Linked DNA regions of Mus musculus: all the other regions are linked to region 1. The links are chromatin loops, found by intact Hi-C in ENCODE. Cell type or tissue: left cerebral cortex. All regions are shown on one strand.

Region 1 (8,000 bases):
TGGCAACCATCTCAGGGGCTGTGGTTTCAAGCTGAATAAAACCAGGGGAGGGGCAATGCAGACTTTGATTCCTGACTGTGGACACAAGATTAATAGCCACTATTGCCTTCCCTGGCATGAGACTATATCACCTCAAACTGTAAGCCAAGCTTTTTATCATCCCTAAGTTGTTTTTTGTCAGCTACAAGAAAACTAATACAAATACACTCTTAACATGTTGACTAAGCAACTTACTTACCCAAGCACTTACTTACCCAAGTAAAACAAAACCTAAGAAACCAGACACCCATATATGAATGTAAGAAGAAGGAATAACTACTGATATAAGCAATAGCAAGCAGGATACAGCTCGAGATGCCTTGGGCTGGGTGAATAAAGCTAAATGCAAATGGCAACAGAAGTTGAAACAAGAGACCACGAGTTGATTACTAGGGTCAGGGATGAGATGCACACTACAGAGGGCCTGAATGTTCTGGAGCAACTCAACTGCTTGGTGTACCAGTTGCAGTAATGACTGTGATTGGTTTTTCTCAAAGCCTATAGCACTGTATAATCAAAAGAGTTATGTTTACCATGTGAAAATAAGTTTGTCACGGAAAGTAATAAAATCCAGACATTGGAATCCTATCCCAGGCATTCTGTAATCCTAATCTGATATATCACTCACTTGTTACCATGCTTTCTGAATTTTTAAAGCCTTCAAGGTATACCTAAGGCATATAGTATTCTGTAAGTATTACCAGTCATTCAAGTTTCACTTTCATAACTTTACATCACTCATGTTTAAAGTAACGGATTCAAATACTCACTATCATCTGCGTCCTTAAAGGGCTACAAGAGAACAAGCTAGCTAGCTGTCCCATCTTCAGGCTGCCAGGCTCTCCCTCTCTTCAGTCCTGAAAAGCTTCCTCCTTCCCGTCACCAATCTCAACAATGCCCTGCAAGTCACTAACCACTAGGGGATGACAAAAGACTAAGGATAGGGTCCCAGCTCTGCTCTACCAATACGTAGTGGTTTCTGTGTTCACGATTGGGTTTGTCTTTCAACAGAGCATATGCCTTGACATATTTAACAGATATTTCAACCTATCTAGCAGGAACAAGAGTATAATGGCTGGAGAAAATACTATTGTTTTATTAGGAAGCGTCTAATTCAGAAAATTAAGGGTGTGAAAGGGCCATACATCTGCAAACACTATTCAATTTTTCCTAGGACCATGGCTTTCTGTTAGAAAACCTGGAGTTCATAAACTACACTGAACTAGCGTCTTCCAAGAACATGACCACAACATTCCATATACCACAGTCTATTTCTCACATGGTTACCCTTGAGGACCATGCAGCCAGAACACGAACCTCGGGAAGACAAACTACACTCAAAGTAGCACAGGCTTCCCTCAGTTTCCTACAGAACAGCCTGCCGCTGCTCACCTGTAAACAGGGACATGCAGACTAACAGGCGACTCACTTCACAAACACTTAACAAAACTGCATAAAGCTGATAGAGGCCCTTCCAGAAACTTTACCCCCAGCTTTAGATTTAAGAAAGGTCACACACATGGTACAGAGTCCTATAGACACCTCATCTAGTGGCACTACTGTTCACACCTCATACTGCGATTGTCACAGATAGGGAAGCAGCTTGGCACATTTTAAATGAACTGGATAGTGCTGTTCCTCAGTTCCCTCGTGCCTTTTCCATTCCAAAACTTTGTCCAGGTTACCCTACTACAGTCTCGTTACTTCCCTTGGCCTATGAGTTCCTCAGACTGCCTTGTCTTTGATGAACTTGAGAGTCCTGGGCAGTAGACAGTGGGAAATCCCTCAATCTGAGACTGTGAAATGCATTTTTTTAAACGGTAGGTAATGCTGCAACTGTGGGTTCCTGGCAGGAAAATCACAAATGTTAGCATACCGTTTATGTCACAGTATTACAGTGGTACATCCTCCTTGTGGTTAGAGTGGAAATGTCCATGATTTACTGATGACATAGTCCATTCTCTATTCATCTAAGGTTTTTCCTATAGAAAGTTACTCCTAGGCCCCCACATTGTGCTTAGGAAGGTGCAGCCTAAATTCAAGGGGATTGGAGGAAGCTTAAAGCTCTTTGTTAAAATTTAAATATAATTTCAATCTATTTCAATTATTCAACATTTAGCCATTAAAAGCCTTCAGGGTTGGCTTTGGATCCTTTTGGCATGCTTTCACCATTCATATCTCCTCATACTTTATAAAGAAAAGGAGGAGGAGGAGGAGGAGGAGGAGGAGGAGGAGGAGGAAGAGGAGGAGGAGACGGAGACGAAGACGAAGACGAAGAAGGGCAATGCTAGCACATAAGAGAATAAAGTGGGAGCTGTAACTCAGTTACTAGGCAGCTTGCTTAGCATGTATGAAACCCTGGATTTGATATCCAACACCACATAAAGCAAACATGAAGAAGACATCTGACCTCAACCAGTGGTCTCCCCAAGCATGGACATTTACACACACTTACACACACACACACACACACACACACACAGTTTTATTCAAATCATTAGCACAAAATTAACATTTCATTTTATAGGTGCATTTTTAAATAACTGAATTTACACAAGTTCTGCAAAGAGGAATAAACAAAGAATAAAAGGATGAACCACAATCAAAGCTATAACCAATGGACCTCAGACCATTTGACCACGGCTAACACTTTTGTCCTGGAACAAACTGCTCGGTAGTTAGCTAGGCTCTGAAGCTTAGGCGGGTCAGTGTCAGCTCGTTCACATGTTTAATTAGGCACAAGCCTATACCTTAGCTCATCATCTTGTTAATCTTCCTGTACTTGTTCTTTCCAGATGTGGAGAGATGGATTGAGGAGAGCAGGTAAACACGTTATCTGTCTCTCTGTACATTTCACAAGGTCCATTCAAGACTCAGAGATTGGTACATACTTATATTCCAATTAAAAGGCACGATCCATTTTCACCATCTTTTCTTTGACCCCACAAAGCTACTTAGATATGACTAACACAAATTTTTTCAGAAAGACTCATTCAGAAATATATAAGGGAATGCTCAGACTGGGGTGAAACTTAGCACTTGTGAGGCTAACACACGAAGGGGAGGTTAATACGTTCACAAAGCAGTAACTTCTTACTTAAAAGGGATGGCTATCTTCAGGTTCTTTCCCTGAAGAACTTTAGGAGGCTCTTTTTAGACTGTTGTCCTCTAGAGGGAGCTCAAAGTCCTCAATAGTTTTCCCAAGGTCAAGCCACTAAACCCACACAGATCTGATTGTTGGAGAAACAGCCACTGTGCCATGCAAAGCAGGTCCAACTTAATGCTGTCCTTTGGAAACCTCTTCCCTTCAAAACTAAACCCCTGACAAACAGGCCACACCATTTCTTTCTTCCCTCCACTTCATAGCCGCCCCACTTGGCACTGACTAGACCATTCATCCCTCTTACCTGAGAGGCAGAGGGCAGACAGTGGTGGTAAGCACCTGGAGGCAAATGTCTTCGACTCTTGACTCTCTGTTGCGTCCAGAGAAGCCTGAGTCAGTGCGTTCCCACTGTCTTCACATCAGGACATGGACAGAATGAGATGGTTGGCATTCTTTTTTAAGATAAAGCTGCTTTTGTCTTCCTAGGTTCACTCGGGAAACCACTCATGTACGATACCTCAGGACCACATTAGTGCAGCACAGGCACAGAAAACAAACCAAAAGTGTGACTGTCATTTTCCTACCTGGCCATTCATTATCTTATGCCTAGAGGAGGAAGCTTAGCCTAGCTCTTAGAGACTCCTTAACCCCAGCATTAAGGAGACAAAGACAGGCAGGCAAACATGGACAACCTGCTACTACCTAGAGGTGTCCTAGCCCAGTCAGGGCTACACAGTGAGACCCTTTATAAACAGCAAAATAAAACAAAATATTAATTGTCCCTAGGGTGTTATGGTCAATATAGCCTTGGCCTTTGTTTTCCAAACACTCTACTTTAGTTCACTGAAATCTGAGCCTACAGCCCAAACAAGTAACAGTATCACAACTGCCTTGCTCTGTTGCTTCTTCACACACACACAGAGCCTGGGCCTGTGTCACATAGCAAACCCCAAGCCAGCAAGGGCTACTGAGTGAGACCCAGTCTGAAATCACCAGTAATACTGATGGTGGTGATACAAACATTTCTTCTGGTGTGTATGCAAACAAACCACACTTCACATCTATGGGTATCTTAGTCACCAACCAAGGATGTTTCTACTTTCACTTTTGAGATAGGGTCTTAGGGTGTGGTCCTGGCTGGCCTGAAACTATGTGGACCAGACTGGCAGCAAACACAAGATACTTGCCTGCCTCTGTCTTTGCTGGAACTAAAAAGCCCATGTGCCACCACATCTGGCAGATTTTATATTTTTAAATGGTTGAAAACTAAAATATTCCACGGCACTAAAAACACACAGAAGTGTAGCTATAGAGGTTTTTAATTTTGAAATTAAAAAAACAAAAGAAAGGTCTTTCAAGGCTGAAGAGATGCCTCTAAGGACCCACAACCATGCACAACTCCAGTTCCAAAGGATCCAACACTCATTTCTAATTTCCAGACACCTGAATGAATGTGACGCATATATATACATTTAGCAGACACATAAAATATTTTTTCCCACCGAGCAGAGGTGGTGAATGTCTTTAATTCCAGCACTCGGAAGTAAGGGCAGGTGGATCTCTGAGTCTAAGGCCAACCTGGTCTGCAGAGTGAGTTCCAAGACAACCAGGGCTACACAGAGAAACTCTACCTCAAAAAACAAAACAAAAAAGTTATTTTCAAAGTAATTTCTTTTAAACTCAGAATTGGTTTCTATCGATGTGTGTATTTATAAAAGCTTTACAGACTACAACTGTCATAATCACACTATAAGAATCAGGACACACTGCACTGTCCATTTGTCTTGACAGTCATTCTTAATTCAAATTTGATTTCTCATAGGTTACAAACTCCTAAGAAATTTAGATGAAAAGACTAGAGATTTTTAGATTATGTTAAAAATTTTTTACAGGCTTTATTCTAATATCCAAAACCAGAACACTGAGTTTTAACTAACAACAACCCTGTCAGCTTGTGTCCTGTCAACTGCAACACAGAAGACTGGGAATCGGGAGGAGGGAGAGCAGATAGGAGAGCAAAGCAGAGGTGCTTTAGAAATCCTAGTAAGCAACCCTGTAGTCAGAGCCAGTGCAGTGCAGTGCAGTGCAGTGCCATGCTGTGGTAAGCTGCATGTAATGTACTAGCATTTAATTCCCACCACAAACAGGTACACCTGTTTACATTAATACAAAGACTTAACAGATGAAAAATCTAAGGCCAAGAGGCCAAGAGGTCAGGTATGAACAAATCTTCAAACATGTGCATAAAATAAAGATAAATATCAAGAAAAATAAGTTTAGGTCTTCCCACTGGCTCAGAGGACCTCATCACTAATAGGCAGATATGTGCCTCAGAAGCTCCAGTTAACAGCGTCTAAAGAGCAAATAAACAAAAGAAAGAAAAGCCCGCTGGATAACTAATCCAAAAGATTACACCACTGATTTCCTCACAAACCCTTAATCAAAGGAACACCTCACGTGCCTTTATAGGAACAGCAATTTAAGCATGCCATGGTAGCAACCTACACTCCCAACACTTAAGCTAGGTGGAGGCAGTGGATCAGGAATGCAATGCCATTATTTCCTGCAAAGGATGTTCAAGGCTAGCCTGAGACACTCAAAAGTCAAACAGAAAGGAGAAAGGAAATTACAGTGAATTCTTTCTACTTGGATCTTTTTTAAAATTCTTTTTCCTCTTAATTTTGGTAGGTAAAACATCAGGTAGGCATTTCCTGACCTGGTCTGCAGCCATACTTAAAATTCAATTCCTTGTTTCCATTACACTTCTCAAAGGAAGTTATGTTTCAAATAACTCTGTGAATGTGTTCTTACTAAATAAGGGATGAGAAGAGTCAGAACTGTCCAGCAGCAGAAGAATGCATTCTGAAGGCAGCCCTGCCAGAAACATGGATGGATGGACGGACGGATGGATGGACGGATGGACCAACATACAGAAGAGTAGTAACAAGCTTGTAAAAACAAACCCAGCAGGAGAAAAACAAGAAAAACTATAGTCCATCTGCACATCTCTGAGTGAACTACAATTGAGCAGAATGTTGTATGAGCAGCTAAATGGATCTGGCAGGAGTTTACAGAAAGCACTCAAAGTCATATGGCATTTCAAGGTGATTTCCTTCTGGGGCAGGTAAAGAAAACCAGGGTTGCAGGCTAAGCGCCTTGAGGCTTTCCTATCCTTGGCAGCTGAGCAGGAACCACATGAAGAGATGACTGGGTTGGGGGCTGCTGGTGAGGTGGGATGTTTTTCCAGAAGCCAAGCAGACAGTGTTTTGGAAAAGCAGTAGCCATAAACTGCATTTAAAAGAACTTAAAAATATATGAGCAATGGGGGCTGAAATTTAATTTTAGGCTTGATGACATGGAGATTTTCTGTGTAACTCCACTGGACTAATGTCTTCAAAATAAAAACAATTGTTTCCGATGGCCTTATTTCTGGGGGCTGTCAGGTGAAAGGATGCTCCAGAGGGAAACTATGTAAGTGCCAACTACAGACTCACTCCCATGGCTGCTGTCAGACATCATTTTTCCTGGATGCTGACCTGAGATACCAGTTCTCTGCCACATGGATTCCAGAAAAGTTCACAATCATGGTAGCTGGTCATGAAAATGAAAGAAAATGAAAGGGAACAGCACAGACCTTTGGGTAGCCTCATCTGTAAGTGTATGTCATCACTTCTGTCATGCTTGTACTAGTCAGTTGTTAGGTGTGTCATTCAAGGGAGAAACTTATACAAAGAGCAGAGCAGCAGAGGGCAGTGTCCATTGGAGCCATGTTAGAGGGTGCCCACTATAGTTCCTTGGTCAGCACAGAAAAACAGTTAAGAACTTCATGGCCACGAGGTAACTTGACTACAAGCTAAAGAGAGAAGCCTAGAGCAGTTTCATCTTTGAGCTTCAACAGCCCTAGCTGCCTCCCTGCCTCACCCAACTCCTGTGTGCACAGGCCTGTGTATCTGTTGCTGTTATTTAAGAGGACCTAACACAGGGCCTTGCAGGACCTCACAGGACCTATGAGGCAGACACTCTACCATTTAGTTACTACAGTCCCAGATCTCAAGCTACTGGATTTTTAATCCCTGCTTCAAAATACAAAATACTCATTAATCTAACCACCTATAGACCACTATCATTTCCACCTAGGCCAATCAATACCGGTCCCTTCTCCTACTCTTCAGGGGGCTCTCAACCCTGTAAACAAACACTAAAGCAGTCAACAATGTCATCTTTCCCAGCTACTACTGTGTACCTGCCAAGTGCGTCTCACGGCTTAGTTGGGGCACTCCTCCAGGGTTTCCAAGGATACTGAACTCTCCCTATTATGCTGTTGGACACTTCAGAGTGTTTAACACGTGGGTTTAGATCATCATTCACTACCACAAGTCAATAGTGCTAAGGTACTTTGCACATTCTTTCAAAGCCTGTTTTGATAAAAAGTGATAGGAAATCTGTATTAGTTTTCCTACCTAGTCTAATTCTACTCTTGAACAAAACAATGTTGTTTTCACCCACATCAGTAATTCCCAGGATATTTTCTTCTATGGTAATTTTACTAACTGCTGAATTCTAAATGTCACCAAACTCAATTCAAAACACAAGTTTAGGCCAGGTGTGGTAGCAGACATATATAACCGTAGTATCAGTGGTCTAAGGGAGGAGAATTACAAGTCACAAGCAGCCTAGAACATATAAACTGTCACAAAAACTCCACAAAGCAATTTAAACTCAGCTTATTATTATTTTCTGAGACAGAGTTTTACTATTTGGCCCTGGCTGGCCCGGTACTCACTATTTTAATCATACAACCAACAGTAGCCTTGAACTTTGCAGAAATCCTACTGTCTCTACCTCTTAGGTGCTAAGT
Region 2 (8,000 bases), 50 kb after region 1:
TGTAGTGTACTGCCTGCTTTTATGTGTCAACTTGACGCAAACTGGAGTTATCACAGAGAAAGGAGCCTCCCTTGAGAAAATGCTTCCATGAGATCCAGCTGTAAGACATATTCTCAATTAGTGATCAAGGGGTGGGGGGCACAGCCCATTGTGGGTGGTGCCATCCCTGGGCTGTTAGTCCTGGGTTCTACAAGAAAGCAAGTTAGCCGGGCAGTGATGGGGCACGCCTTTAATCCCAGTACTTGGGAGGCAGAGGCAGGTGGATTTTGGCCTGAGTTCGAGGCCAGCCTGGTTTACAGAGTGAGTTCCAGGACAGCCAGGGCTACACAGAGAAACCCTGTCTCAAAAAGAAGAAGAAGAAGAAGAAGAAAGAAGAAGAAGAAGAAGAAGAAGAAGAGGAAGAGGAAGAGGAAGAGGAAGAGGAAGAGGAAGAGGAAGAAGAAGAAGAAGAAGAAGAAGAAGAAGAAGAAGAAGAAGAAGAAGAAGAAGAAGAGGAAGAAAGAAAAGAAAGCAAGCTGATCAATCCAGGGGAAGCAAGCCAGTAAAGAACATCCCCCCATGGCCTCTGCATCAGCTCCTGCTTCCTGACCTGCTTGAGTTCCAGTCCTGACTTCCTTTGGTGATGAACAGCAATGTGGAAATGTAAGCTGAGTAAATCCTTTCCTCCCCAACTTGCTTCTTGGCCATGAAGTGCAGGAATAGAAACCCTGACTAAGACATGTAGTGACTTAACACCCATGATCTTTGCACCTGAGAGGTGGAGACAGGAGGATCAAGGATTCAAGGCTAGCCTAGGCCATAGGACATTAATCAAAAGAAGAAAGGAAGGAAGGAAAGAAGGAAGAAAAGAAGGGAGGGAGGGAGGGAGGGAGGGAGGGAGGGAGGGAGGGAGGAAGGAAGGAAGGAAGGAAGGAAGGAAGGAAGGAAGACGAAACTAATATAAACCACGAGTTTACCACTAATTCTAATAAGTATACAGTTGGGCTTGTTCCTAATGTTCTAATTTTTTAAACGCACACACATACACATGCATGCACACAAGCCTGTGCGCGCGTGTGTGTCACACATGTGGACGTTAAAGGATATCTTGTAGGAATTGGCTCTCTCCTTCCACCACGTGGGGTCTAGGATGGAACACTGGTTGTCAGGCTTAGCGTCCAGCCCCCTTACAGGCTGAACCATGTCCTTGTCCTATTGTTTCTTATTTTGTTTTGTTTCCATTTTTTTTAGTGCTTTCCAAATAGGATATGCAGCTATGTCTAGAGACTGATGGATTCAGTGACCTTTCTGCATCACTGAACATGGAGCTCACCGATTGTTTAGATCAGTTAGTTGGTCGATGAGCCCTAGGCAGCCTTGTGTCTCAGCTGCCCAGTAATGGCCTGGAACTCACAAAAACATGCTTACTTTTGTCTCCTGAGTGCTAAGATTAAAGGAGCATGCTGCTCTACTTGGATCATACCCAGGTTTCACATGGGCGCTGGGATACAAACTTGGCTGCTCACGTTTGCACAGTAAGGACTTTATCCACGGAACTGTCTCCCTAGACCCCACTATTTTGCTTGTAGGGTCTAAGTACATCATTGGCCAAAAGAGATCAACGTTCGCTAGTTCAGTGACTGGTTCAAATAATTTAATAGACACCACTAAGCTACGTTCTGGAGATAGAAGCATGAAGGAGGCATTGGCTCTACCTTCAAGAAACTTCTAGTTCTTGGTGTGATGGTGCACTCCTTTAATCTCAGCACTTGGAGCCTGAGGCATGAGGATCTCTGTGAGTTTGAAGTCAGCCTGATTTACATTATGAGTTCCAGGACAGCCAGAGCTACATAGTGAGACTCTTGTCTTAAAGGAAGAAGAGGAGGAAGATGCAGCAGCAGCAGCAGCAGCAGCAGCAGCAGCTTTTGGGAAATATATGATGGCTCACATATAATCCCAGCATTCTCGAGGCTAAGGCAGAAGAGGGGTGTCATAAACTTTAGGCCAGCCTGGGCTACACAGTGAATTCTAGGCACATTGGGTTACAGAGTGAAACATTGCTTCAAAAATACCAAAATAAAACAATCACAACAAATATAAACAAACAAACAACACCATGCTTCTAGTCCAATGGGAGACCACATAGAAACATAGTTACAGTCCAAACCTCAAACTTAACAGTGCAGCTACCTGCCATAGACAGGCTTGAGGGAGCGCAGGGCAGAGGAAGTCTGGAGGGCTGTTCTGGGCTGAGCATGGTGCTTTGAACCTTACTGGTTAATTTACTAAGTTTCAATTACCTTGTTAGTATCTCACCTAGTGATTCTGAGAGCTACCAATGAAGAGCCAGTCTGGAACCATTTCAGCATTTGGTGTCATGGAAGGACACATAACATACAGCATTAAAATTAATTAAGGGGGGGGCGGGGAGAGAGAGCAGTTAAGAGCACTTGTGGTTTTTACACAGGACCCAGGTGGCAGCCAAAAACCACCCGTGACTCCAGTTCCAAAGGTTCCAATGTCCTCTTCCACCCTCTGCAGGTACCAGATGTACATGTGGAACACAAACACACACGCAGGCAAAAACATCCATACAGGTAAAATAAAAACAGTAAATCTTAAAAGGTAAATAAAAAAAACTTAGTAAGGTGTCTCCTCCTTCTCTAGCTGGCCCTGGCATTTGCATATCTTTATGTCTTATGCAAATTTGTTGAAGTGGTCTGGATGGTGGCCCAACAGCTAAGACTGTGTGCTGCTTCTCAGAATCCATGTCAGGCAGCCCACAGCTGCCTGTAACTCCAGCTCCAGGAGATCTGACACCCTCTTTTGGCCTCTCAGACCCTGCCCCCACCCCCAAATACACTTACTATATATATATGGAGGAAATGAATACACATTTGGAAGAAGCCAGACTAACTCAAGAGTTCTGTGCTATACATTCTGAATTTGATGGTCTACTGAATGGTGCTCTTGAACGGAACTTGAACCATGCAGCATGCCCTAAGCCATGGAGCTTGCCAAGGCTGGACCTCAGAGCTCAGCCAGAGGAGAGTCTCTTAGGAGGATCCTAGCTCGAGCAGCAGTGTTGCCGAGGAAGCAAGCACGAGTGGCTGCTGCAGAGGCCTGTTCCATTCAAGCAGGAACATGTGTCACTTCCTCCCTGGCTCCTATATAATTTCTCTGCCGAGGAAGAGGGGGTGGAAGGGATGGGAGCCTCGAAAGAATTCAGAATGGGTCTGGGTGGGGAGGGGGAGGGGAAGGGGAAGGGCAGGCCAAAGTGAAAAAGCCAGTCTGAGTGGAAGAGTAGGCTTTACCCAGCTGTGGCTACACCCAGTTTAAAATCCCCAGCATATTTTTATTTCTTGGCTCCCTTTCAGCCTCCCTCTTAACTGCGCCCTCATCCCTTTTTAAATTCAGTGCTGAGAGCTCGGCTCCCTCCCTCCCTCGTCCCCCACTGCCTTCCCATCCTCTGTCTTGCTCTTCTTTTTGGTTGCACGGATTTTTTTTTTTCTACAAAGCTGGGAAACATGAAGAGCAGACTGCTTTCCTCTCTCTACCCACCAAAGACAGAGTCTTTGCTTCACCTAATAGCAATATAACTGGTATATGTGCCCGTGTACTTGGTCACGCACGCGCGCGCACACACACACACACACACACACACACACACACACACACACACACACCCTACAGGATTCCCACGGGCTGGCTATTTTAGAGAGCTGACTTATCCATCAGCTTTCTTCCTCTTATCTTCGGGAAAGCTGATGGAAGGAAAGGGAAAAGTGGCTCAACGGCTGGGCTTAGAAGGGGAAGAGCCCAATGTGTTCTGTGCTTCTTTTTGCCCGTGAGAAGACAGAGGGTCTGCAGAGATTACTTAAGGGCAGCACCTCGGCTAGAGCTGAGACAACTTCAGTGGGCTCAGCCGGATCGTTAGGGTCCAGCCACGGATGACTCTTTGTACATCCTGGTACTGGGACTTCTTGTGGCCTTCAAAGCTCTTCCCTGAAAGCCACTTCAGTTGAGATGAGTGTTCCAGCTTTTCCGGGAGCTGGTGTGTCACTCAAGTGCACGCTGCGTGTCACAGTTAAACAATCCTCTGACCTTGTGTATTTGAAGCCACCTAGGCATGGGCAGTTTCCCTACTTGCCCTGTTGATTATCTGGAAGTAGCTGAGCTTTCCCTACAGGTTGGGACAATTCTAATTGGCAAGGTGTGTGTCAACAGTTCTAACCTCACAGGCCAGTCAGCATGCATGGCATTGTTCACCTCTCAGAGTGGTTCCCGAGAAGATACCAACTCCCTCCCCATCGCTCACTCGATACCACACACACCCAGCCCAGGGGATCAGATGAGCTTGGGCAAGGACAATTTCCTTTTGTGCTGATTCATCTCCTGCCAATGGGAGGAAGCAAGCTTACTTTTTTTTTTCTCCCCCAGCTTAGGGAAGTGAGAGCCTTTTAAGGATAGATCTCTCGGGGGGGGGGGGGGGGGGAGAGTGACTCAGACAAGGGAGGTAGGAACTCATCACTCAGTGGCCTTTCCATTCAGAAGGCCATGGAGCCAGACTTCTGCTACAAAGATGGAAAGCTATAAATTTAAAAAGATTAAAAAGATTTAAAAAAACAAAACAAAACAAAAAAAGGTCAGTTGGGATGCAGCTCAGTTGTAGAGAGCCTCTCGCTTCGCCTAGCTTGATTCAGGCCCAGGGTTCAGTCTCTAATACTGAAAGAAACAGCAATGAACAGAGAGAGAAAGGGAAAAGAAAAATAAAATCTGTGTTTTTCCATGTATGCCAAGTTACCTTAAACTAGTTAAAATAATATGAGTAGGAAAATGAGGGCCCATTATAATATTTTGCTAATGCCTGAAAATTTTCACAATATTTTAAAAACCTGGATTTTATTTATTTATTTATTTATTTTTAAACCAATGCCCTATTGGTACCTTAATTATAAAAATCTCATGAGTACTTTGTTATGCTAAAGATTAATAGTATGTGCCTAAAATTATTTTGAAAATCAAACTGTACATTAAACAAGATTTTCAATGAATTTAGTTTGAGGCTTTTACATTTTATTTTTTCATGCTAGGGACTGAACTCAGGGTCTCATACACAATAGACAAGGTTTTACTACTGGGAGACACCACCATTGTTCTTATTTTAATCTTTTTGTCACATTAATATTTAGTTATTCAGTATATATATACTTTATATATATTTATAATATATATTTTGACATAAATATATATTTATAATTTAAATTGTGTGTATATCTGCCGGTATATGTGCACATGCGTGTACGTGTGCGTGTGCGTGTGCGTGTGTGTGTGTGTGTGTGTGTGTGTGTGTGTGTGTGTGTGTATGCATACACATATATGCATGCACCCACTGTGGAGGTCAGAGGATGACTTACAGAAGTCAGTCCTCTCCTTCTGCCAGGTGGGTCCCAGGCTCTAGTCAGCTTGTCAGGTTTGGCATTGGTGTCCTGACTCCCTGGGTCACCCTTGTGGACTTCTTGTTTTATCTTATCTTTCATTTCTTAGATGTTGCCGCGTAACTCGGGCTGCCTTTGAACTTGCTGACACTATGTAGCCCAGGCTGCTCTCACACCCTCTATCCTTCTGCCACCTCACCTCCTAGGTGCTGAGAGTGCCAGTGTGTATAACCACAGGCTTCTGTCTTGCCACCGCAAGGCTGGAATGGAGGAGGGCTTTCAAAAGGTAAATGAAGCAGAAGGAGTTAATTTACATGGGAGGAAAGGTTTGAATAGCAAAGCAGAAGCTCTGAAATGCTCAGTTACGGTGACAAACAAGTTACGGTTGACAAACAAAGGGCCCGGTGAGATAGCTCAGTAGGTAAAGGTGCTTTGCTGCTGTGCCTCATGACTTGAGGTCAATCCCGGGTAATCACATAGTGGATGGAAAGAATGGGTCCTCTTCAAGATCTTTGGAAATGTTCATTTCAGCCTTTGTAGGCAAAGTTTTATATTCTACACACAATTCAAGGTTCCTTTCTGGGAATTATAGAGGCTCGTTTCACATACATACTAACAGAAATTTGGGGGAAAATATTGCCTAAAAGCCTCACCTCCTTTAATATTTGTTTTCTCCCCACCCCCACCCCCACTTTAAGATGGGGGCTTTATGTAGCACAGGCTGGCCTCAGGATCACTATTTAGTTGAAGCTGGACATGAACTTCTGATCTTCCTGCTTCAACATCCTGTGTGCTGGGGGTTACAGGCATGTGTAGTCGCTCCCAGCTGGCATAGTTACATGTTTTTGAGGGTTTTTTTTTTGCTTCCCCTGTCATTGCTGGTATTCTGGGATTTCTCCTCCAGAAAGGCTTTTGTGACTCATGTCATTTTACTTCACACTGTTCCTGTGAAATCATGCAGCTAAAATAAATACCGAAGCTGGGAATGGTGGTGCATGCTGACAGTCGCAGCAGTCCGGAGGGAGAAGGAGCAGATCAGAAGTTCAAGGTCATTTTTAGCTCCATTGTAAGTTTGAGACCAGCCTGGGATACATGAGACCCTATTGACAAAACCCAAAAATAGAGGCTGGAGAGGTTGCTGGAGAGGTAAAGACACTGGGCACTGGGCCTGACTACCTGGAGTCAGTGTTGGTTTGATGCTTCAATCCTTGAGTTCACTCCTGCAGCAACAAAAATCTCAGTGGGACCCTCCAGTAGGCTGGCCAAGTCTGTCTGGGCTCTCATGGCATTATATTCCATGGCCACAGTGTTCAGGCCCTGGGCTTCCTCTTGATTCTCGGGTTGGTACAAGATCATAGGAGGACTGTCTGTGTAGTTAATGGACCCAGGGCCCTTAGGCTCAGGGCAGTGGCATCATCTCTGTGAGTAAAGACACAGTCATGTCCTTGGCTCTTCCCCAAATGTCCTTCTATTCACTCCCTCCAGAAGGAACCAAGGATAAACGATGCTCTTTCCAGAGAATTCTCTAATTTTTCTCAGTCTGAATGGTAATTCTCTGAGGAGATTAGGCCAGAGGTCTTGGAGAGAGAGAGAGAGAGAGAGAGAGAGAGAGAGAGAGAGAGAGAGCATGAGAGCCTTTACACCCTTGCATGGAGGGGGAGGGGCAGCCCAGAGCTTGAATTCTAGCCTGGCTCACATTCTGGCCTGAACCCTTTCTCGCTGACACCCTGGTGCAGGACGTGCTGGACACACCGTAGACATTTACTGGCCAGTTGTGAAGAAAGCAGCATGTTTTCCCATGTGGCCTTGGACAGCCCAGCTGACCTTGCCAGGCTTCTATTTCCTTTGCTGTGGAAAGAAGGAACGAAAGACCGGGCCTGCGCAGGCTCTATTTTTCCTCTCAGCTTGAGCATTCTTTGGTTTGAGAAGGAACTTTCTAAATTTAACTGTTATCACTTCTATGTCAGCGTGTTCTGGATAGGGATAAATTCCAAGAGAACAGCCTTATAAATTTGTCTTTCCCAGAGAAATAAGACTTTTGTTTTCTCAGGGTAGCATTTAAGAGGCCAGAGCTGGGGAGGGAAGTCACCGAGTCATAGAGATTGCTCATTGCCTAGAATTAGTCTACACTTGATTGCCTGTCACAGCCTCAGGTACCTGTGACATTAGGAATATCTTGGTGAGGAGGACAGAAAAAAAAAAAAAAAAAAAAAAAAGCACTGGAAAAAAACCAACCCAAAATAAAACCTGGGGCTGCTGACGTGGTTGAGCAGGTAAAGGCACACGCTGCCAAGTCTGATGACCAGAGGTCAAAACCTAAGAGGACCTACATGGTAAAAGGAGTGACCTGACTCTTGCAAGCTGTCTTCTGGCCTCTACGCACATGCTGGGACATTCAAGTCCATACAGAATTTTGATCACTTGGGGGCATAAAAGGCAAAACTTCAACCCCAAAGGAAATCTGTGGTGATAGGCACTTTTCCGTCTCTGATACGTCTGATTGTTCTTTGCAGTGCCAGGGTTCCTGGTAACTGCTTGTTTACCTCTGCCTTCCAGGAGAATACCATGATCACGTTTTTACAG
Region 3 (8,000 bases), 67 kb after region 1:
TCATTTACTATCCTGAAGCTCAAGGGTGGCGACCTGTTTGAAAGAACACTAGCTGCCTGGGGGACCCTACGGACTTTTGCTTGTTTACAGGTGAGGAGAACCTGAGCATGCTTGCAGCATATTTCAGCTGCTTGGGGCTCAGTGAATGATATAACGTGGGACTGGAGCAGGCATCAGAGAGCATGGGGGGCGGGGGAGTGCTGCTGCCTCCCCTGGTTTAAGGCTGTGGAGCAGGCAGCAGAGGGTCATGGGTGGGAAGGCTCTGTCCCCTCTCGTGGTTTACTCACAAGGCCTTTCTTGGAGAGGAGCAGGTACAGTTCTAATGTTTCTTTCCAGCTGGCTCATCCTGTGACCTTCAGAAAGTTCCCTCTCTGCTCCATTGTTTCACCCTGAGCTTCGAGAAAAAAGGGCTCTTGATACCGCCTACATTGTTCATCAGACGGAGTTATTATCAGACAAGCCCCAGGACTGGGGAGATGGCTCAGCAGTCAAGAACCCTTTTAGAGGAGAGGACCTGAGTTGGGTTTCTAGCGACAATGTCAGGTAATTCACAGCTGCCTGTAGTGGTCAGACACCTGAACTCGGTGCACAAACCATGCTGGCCCTGTAGCAGTGTGGCTAAGCAGTACAGGAAAGCTGGTGATTGCTACTGTACCCACCACTATCTAGTGAAGCTTAGACAGAGGCAGGAGAATGGCAACTGATGCTGCAGACTGGAAATGCATCTTAGTGGAGATGCATTCCTTGAGGAAACAGACTGGCCTAGGCCCTCACTTCAAAGTCTAGTCCCCACCCTGTACTTTGGCTAAAACATTTTGCTTCTCTGAGAAACAAGCATCCCCTACTCCACAACCCACCACCATCCACTGTTCTTAGCTCCTCACTTGGGGCAGGAGCTGTATATGTGTTATTTACTTAAATGTTTTTTGTTTATTTATTTGTGAGTACAGCTTCTGAGGATGGGAGAGTCAGTTTTCCTTCCTTCCTTCCTTCCCTCCTTCCTTCCTTCCTTCCTTCCTTCCTTCCTTCCTTCCTTCCTTCCTTCTTTCCTTCCTTCCTTCCTGTTTGCTCTTGTTTGTTGTGACAGGGTTTCTCTGCATAGTCCTGGATGTTCTGTGGAACTCACTCTGTAGACCATGCTGGCCTTGCTCGCCCAGAGAGTCAGTTTAAGGACGTGGTCTCAGTAAGTTGACAGTGCTCCAAAGGGTGATCCACATCCGACACAGGCATGTATGTGGTGGTCTAAGGAAAATTTGTGGGGAGTCACTTCTCTCTCTTTACTGTGCGGTCTGGGGCTTGAACTTGGGTAATTAGACTTGGCCTCAAGCCCTCTTACTGAGTCATTTTGCCAGTCCCTACATATGTTATTTTGGGTTTTTGTCTTTTTTTTTTTTGATTAAGAGATGTATCTAACAAAATAGAAATCAGTCCTTCCGGACCCACAGAAGCTTAGCACATTCAGTTCATAATATATGCTTGGAGAGCAATGCACAATAATTATTTGTTACAGATTTTTACAGCAAAAGCTAAAATACATTTGAGGGAAACATTCTAAGTGTTACTATAGATACCAACCACTAAGATGACCTTACAGCAAGTCTCTTTCTGGTTATTATTATTGGTTATTATTATTGGTTATTATTATTGGTTATTATTGGATTGTGCAGGAGCTGGGGACGTGGTTCCGCCAGTGCTTCTACCTTACAGTGTTAGGATATGATTATCTATGTAAAAATCCCAGGCGTGGTGGGCCGCACTTGGAATCCCAGTGCTGGGGAGGTGGAGACAGGAGGGTCCCCGGGGCTCACTGCACAGTTAGTCTAGCATCCAGGCCACTGAGAGATGCTGCTCAAAGGATGGTGTTCTTGAGGGTGGTACCTGGCCTTGTCCTCTGACCACCACACACAGCAGATATGTATGCATGCATGCATACAAACATGAAAACACATATATGGATACATACAAGCATGAAAACACATATGGAAAAAGAGAACAATATTGTGCAGCACTATTTTCTTGCAATTAAAATGAATGTTAGTTTGTGTTACAGCTTCTTAGTTAAAATTGTTTTAAGTATGTCTTCTCATATTTAGACTTTTTGTTTTGCTTTGTTCTTGATTAATATATTGTATTGTTATTATGTTATTATTGCTGTCGTTCTTTTTTTCTTTCTATCTCATTTCTTTTTCTTTTCTTTTCTTGTTCTTGTTCTTGTTCTTCTTCTTCTTTTTTTTTTGAGACAGGATTTCTCTGTGTAGCTCTGTCTGTCTTTGCCTTCCAAGTGTTGGGATTAAAGGCATGTGCCACCACTACCTGGCTCAGCCCCCTGATTTTAAAAGGAAGTATATAAATTATTATTCTTTTTTTTTAATTAAAAATTTGCCAGGAGTATTGGTGCACACCTGTAATCCCAGTACATGGGAGGTAGAGACAGGCAGATCTCTGTGAGTTCGAGGCTACTCTGGCCTACATAGTGAGTTCCTGAACAACCAGTGCTGTTGCACAGAGAAGTCCTGCCTCAAAAAGAAAAAGAAAAAAACCCAAAACAAAAATTGAAAATTTTTCTTTGTGTATGCATGTGTGTCTGTGTATGTATATTACCTGTGTGCTAGTATGAGCAGAGAATAGAAAAGGGCATTGGAACCCGTGGAGCTGAGGTCACAGCCAGTTGTGAGCTCCCCAACATAGGTTCTGGGACTTCGTGTCCTCTGCAAGAACAGGAAGGACTGAGCCATCTCTGCAGCTGCCCGAGTTTGTTTGTTTGTTTGTTTGTTTGTTTTTGATGGTTTGAAACAAAGTCTCACAAGTAGGCTGGTCTGGAAGTTACTATGTAGCGGAGAACGGCTGAACTTGTGTTCCTCCCGCTTCCTTGCTGGTCAGGATTATATGCTTGCACCAACCTATTTGGTAAACTTTTGTAAATTCAACATCGATACTACCTGTCCACCTGCACAATTTATTCAACTACTTTCCAATGCTCAAGTCATTTTAGTAAACTTCAATTCTTCATTACTGCCCAGGACCTATTTTTAAGAGCACGCAGATTCCTATCCACCCCAGAAGCCATTCCTGGCTTGGCTCCCTCTACTGTTAGTTGATATATACCCACAGAATGCCAACGCGTTTTATTATTAGCCTGTGAGAGACCCAATTAAGAAGGAACCACAAACGTTTTATTTTTAAAACTAGGATGTGCATTGGTTTCAAAAGCAGTTTAGGAATGCCTTCTGCAGAGAATGAATGGAGTCAGGTCCCTTGCATTGTGGCTTTCTTTAAGCAGAGGATACCAGTGCTAGGGTTACCCACTGGTCTTAGTTACTTTTCTATTGCTGTGAAGCACTCAGGGAACCTGCCTCAGCTGGTAAATCTCTTACAATGTGAGGATGAGTTCAGGTCCTCAGCACCTACATAATTCCAGAAAAGCATGCCGGCTCATCTGTAATCCCAGTGCATGGGAGACAAAGACAAGGGATCATTCCCAGTGCAAACTGTCTAGTTTGGTTAGCCACATAGACAAGCTGAGAGACCCCGTCTCAATGTATAAGGTGGCGAATGACTGAGGGAGACATCTCAATATTCAGCATCAACCTGTGGGCACCACATGCATACCCACACATGTATATGTGCATCTATACATATGTGAACATACATACATGCATACTGCATACATGTACACATACATGCACACACACACATACATGATGAAAAGTCTAGGACTCAGCATTTAGAAAACAAACTAATGTAGAAGGTGATAGAACCTTTGGGAAGTGGAGCCTAATGGGAAGTCCTTAAGCCCCCTGGGCTTGTAACTTTGAGAGAGATTATGGCACGTTATTATTCTCTCTTCTTCCTCCTTTTCCTTGTTTTCCTCTTTATCCTAGCCTTGGGGTAAGCAGTTTACTTGATCACACCCTCTCCACCAGCATCTCCTCATGACACCCAAAGCAATGGGCATGTGTGATATTGGACTCAAACTTCCCCAAAGAATCTTTGTTCCTTATAGGTTTGCAATCTCGGTTTTTTTTTTGTTTTGTTTTGTTTTGTTTTGTTTTTTTTGCTTAATGAAAAATGGAACATTATTTCTTGACTCTGGACAAGGCCAGCTTCTGTAATTATTTTACTATAGACAATATCTACATAGCTGCAACAATTATATTGCTTTAGAGTTTACATTAGGACTTTTGTTGGGGATGTGGCTCAGTTGGTAGAGTGCTTGCCTTGAATGTGAAAAGTCTTGGGTTCGAGTCTTAACAACACATAAACTGGATGTGTTGGTCTGTGCCTGTAAGCTCAGCTCTTGGGAGGCAGAGGCAGAAGGATCAGAAATTCAAGTCATCTTGTTTATCTAGTGAGTTTAAGCTAGCCTGAGCTACATGAGACCCTTGAGCTACATGGGGCGGGGTGGGGGGAGGAGAGAGAGAGAGAGAGGTGGAGAGATATACATATGTCTCCGAGTTAAGAGGGCTTGCTGCTCTTCCAGAGGACCTAAGTTCAGTTCCTAGCACCCGTATCAGGCAGCTCACAACTGCCTTTAACTCTAGCTTCAAGAGATCCAACACTCACTTCTGGCCTCCACAGATACCCCCAAATGACATCACATATTCTTTCATATTCATGCCTCATCCCCTCACTCTCCCAGGCCGGCTTCAAAGTCACTGTATATATAAAGGATGGCTTCAAACTCCATATCTTTTTTTTAAAGATTTATTTATTTATTTTTATCTATATGAGTACACTGTAGCTATCTTCAGACATACACCAGAAGAGTGAATTGGATACCATTACAGATGGTTTGTGAGCCACCATGTGGTTGGTTGCTGGGAATTGAACTCAAGACCTCTGGAAGAGCAGTGATCTTGTCCGTAGGTCTAGTATTATAGCCAGCTAGACAGATGGATGTCACTTGCTACATACTTGCACTGTGCCCAAGGAAGTTCTCCGACTCTCAGACTTCCCACCTGAAAAGTGACAGTAACTATATTTACCAAGCAGCAAGATTGCAGATAAAAATTCAATGAAGTACCTAGCTGGCCACAGAGGAGTGCTCCAGAAAGAGATGCTGTTTTTATGAATATAATTGTCTTAATTTTTTACAAAGAGATTTCTATAATGTCTTAATGTCTCTCTAGAGCGTTCAGGTTCTAGCATTTGTACTGTCTTCCAGTTATTAGGTCCAAATTAGCTATGTAAGTCAAGCCTGCCTCTTAGAGACTATTATTTCTGACTAAAGATATTTAAAAGTTTGTTCCTTTAATGAATTGCATGATTTCAAGAGCTGACAGCTCTTTGATCTAATTTTCTGACAGATTATGCAAGAAATAAATATTGTATTGAAACCCTAAAGCTAGTCAATTCTTGCCTCTCTCCTTCTTTCTCTCTCTCTTCTTTACCCCCGCCCCCCTCACTGCACCTCAGCTCAGCAGCTTCAGAGATAGAAGACACCCCAGGGGACCACAATTTATTTCAGATTTGGGCCCAGACGGCCGGATCTCCAAGATGTTTGTGTTGTACTTGTTGGTCTTGGCCTGGCTTATTCCTTACCTGTTTCTATGGCATTCTCTCTATCAAACTTCTTCTTTATGGTGTCTGGCACAATGTGGGATTCCAAATATGTTCTGTGGGCCAGATGGCTCACGAGGGGAAACTGGGGTCAAACTGGACAACACTCAGGGCAAAGAGGCATGACTAGGGCTTTCTCCAGCTGCAGGCAGCAAGGCAGATGGGGGAGGGCTCCGGGATCCCATGGGGTTTGGCTAGCTTGGCAGTTCTCTTTTTGTCCTCTCTCCAAAAGATGCTCCTGGGAGCCAATGGGCAAGCTCTCCGTGTTCATTTTGTATCCTGGGAGTGAGCACAGAGGCTTGGCAAGGGAACATTAGACCCGTAATAATAATGCAGTTCTCTGACATTAAAGTGCAAAACTATTTTCCGTGACAGCTTAAAATTAATCACCGCCGCTTGCTGCCATAGATACCTCTCCTTTAAGCAGTGCCAGCATTAGGACAACTATGAAGGCAGCCACATGGCTCCCAGGGAAAGTCAAGAAATAAGCAGAGAGGTTCCACACAGCTGATTTTCTACACATCTGCTTTTGTCCTGGTGAGGGGTGCTTTGTGCAAACACAGTGTGCTAAGACACTGGCAATTGATCATGCGAGCGAGCTGCCATTGACAATTGCGGTGAGATTATAAATGCATCTGGAGCTCTTAGTGACATTGATGAACCACCAGAGCACTCCTGCTGTGCACCGGAATGCTCCGGAAGTTATTGCTCATTGGCTTTGAACTTGCAACAAGGGAGAAGAAAGAAGCCTCTGCATCCATCACTTTGTCTTGCTGGCGGAAATGAATAATCAAACAAGCAAAGGCAACCCAGATAAGCCCCGAGTGCAATTATTCAGAGCAGAATTAGCTCTAACTGGTATTAATATTGTTTTGGAGTGCTGGGGATTGAATCAGGGTCTGAGCACACCAGGTAAACCCTTCAGGCAAACCCTTCACCACTGAGTTACAGCCCCTGCTTATTTCAATATTTCTCTTCCCAAATCAATTCATCTTTATGCTAATGAGTTCAAATTGTCTTGGAGGCTAAGTGATGAGTGTGGGACCCCTCCCTCACCTTTCTGAGTCCCTCTCTGGAGAGATAGCCGTGTTCCTCACTTGTGTCCTTTAAGGAGCTGTTCATTTTTAATTTTTGAGACAGGGGATCTTTATGTAGCACTGGCTGTCTTGGAACTCACAATGTAGACCAGGCTGGCTTTGAACTCACAGTGATCCTCCTGTCTCTGTCACCCAAGTGTCGAGATTAAAGGCATATACCACCATGTCTGGCAAGAATTGTTTTTAAACTGGACATGATGGCTCAAACCTGTAATCCCCAAATCAGAGAGATGGAGGCAGGAGGATCAGGAGTTTAAGGTTATCCTTGGGTACATAGCAAGTAGAAGGCCAGCCTGGGCTACATGAGACCCTGTATCACAAAGCAAATAAGGGGCCTGGAGATGGCTCAGCAAGTAAGAGCACTTGCCTCATAAGCCTGACAAAGTGAACCAGTGCCTGAAACAAAGGAGAGGTGGAAGAGGACCAACTCTGGAGAGTTGCTGCATGCGTCTCTGGAGAGTTGCTGCATGCGTCCCATTTGTGTGCGGTGCTTCAGATCTCACTGCATTCACATACATGCTTGCACAAGAAAGATCAAAGACAAAGTCTGAGGCCAGCCTGATCTACAGAGTGAGTTTCGGGATAGCCAGGGCTACAGGGAGAAACCCTGTCTCATAAAATAAAAAGCAACAAGAACAAAATCAGAAACAAAAGAAATGACTTGTTCGCATGCAGCCTGGATGTGTTTCGTGGTTTTGATATTTCTCTCTTTTACAGTTGGTTCTTGTAACCCTCTCCACAGCAGGACCTAGAGATCTGCAGTGTAGTTTTGAATGGTACATGGTATTTCTTGTTGTTCATTCACGTCTCTGTGCTGCTCACTAATGACTCTGGCTACTTAGGGATTTTAGCTTATTTGGTTTGCTATTCCAAACAACCCCAGTGGCCACATTTTTGGTATTCTTCTCTCTTTATTTTCTCCTTCTTGCCTCCATGTAACATCCCTGATTGTCCTGAAACAGGACAGCTCTGTAGACCAGGCTGACCTGCAAGTCACAGAAATCCATCTGCCTCTGTCTCAAGAGTGCTAGGATTAAAAGCTTGTGCCATCACACCTGGCTTGTTACTTGTCTTTTATGTACACTGTGCAATCTTATCTGTAAGATAAGTTCCTAGAAGTGTAATATGCAGGTCAAAGGGGATGCGAAATTTAATCTCAGAAGGTTATTGTGAAATTGCTTTCTCCATAAACAATAAACATACCAAATACTTTCTCCACGCCATGGACTGTGAGGGCATGAGGGCTAGAATTCTGTGTGGTCCTTGGGGGGGCTGAAGAGATGGCTCAATGGTTAAGAGTGTGTGTTGTTTTCCCAGAAGATCTGGGCTCAGTTTCCAACACCC

Evidence for each region. Hi-C counts contacts between places; a loop is a spot of excess contacts. Peaks named below come from ENCODE experiments on the same cell type or tissue, not always from the same donor. Only the 100,000 strongest peaks of a DNase experiment are listed, where the experiment ranks them.
Region 2: it touches region 1 in a loop (4-fold over the local background); 2 of 42 quality-filtered maps call a loop at or near these places.
Region 3: it touches region 1 in a loop (1.9-fold over the local background); 2 of 42 quality-filtered maps call a loop at or near these places.

Annotation. Positions count from the first base shown.
Region 1 is chr14:67,043,791-67,051,790 of GRCm38, forward strand. The region is part of intron 2 of Ppp2r2a (protein phosphatase 2, regulatory subunit B, alpha); the gene reads right to left. Among named protein-coding and RNA genes, the nearest start is that of Ppp2r2a, 25 kb to the right of the region's middle. In left cerebral cortex, CTCF peaks have their summits at 956, 1,944 and 3,207 (motif pointing right); a DNase peak (open chromatin) is centred at 3,237; H3K27ac peaks cover 542 bases.
Region 2 is chr14:67,094,010-67,102,009 of GRCm38, forward strand. No RefSeq gene overlaps it. Among named protein-coding and RNA genes, the nearest start is that of Gm52123, 12 kb to the left of the region's middle. In left cerebral cortex, no CTCF peak of the experiment used is centred here; DNase peaks (open chromatin) are centred at 2,729, 3,160, 3,331, 4,166 and 2 more places; H3K27ac peaks cover 4,038 bases.
Region 3 is chr14:67,110,776-67,118,775 of GRCm38, forward strand. No RefSeq gene overlaps it. Among named protein-coding and RNA genes, the nearest start is that of Gm52123, 29 kb to the left of the region's middle. In left cerebral cortex, a CTCF peak has its summit at 3,098 (motif pointing left); a DNase peak (open chromatin) is centred at 3,140; H3K27ac peaks cover 222 bases.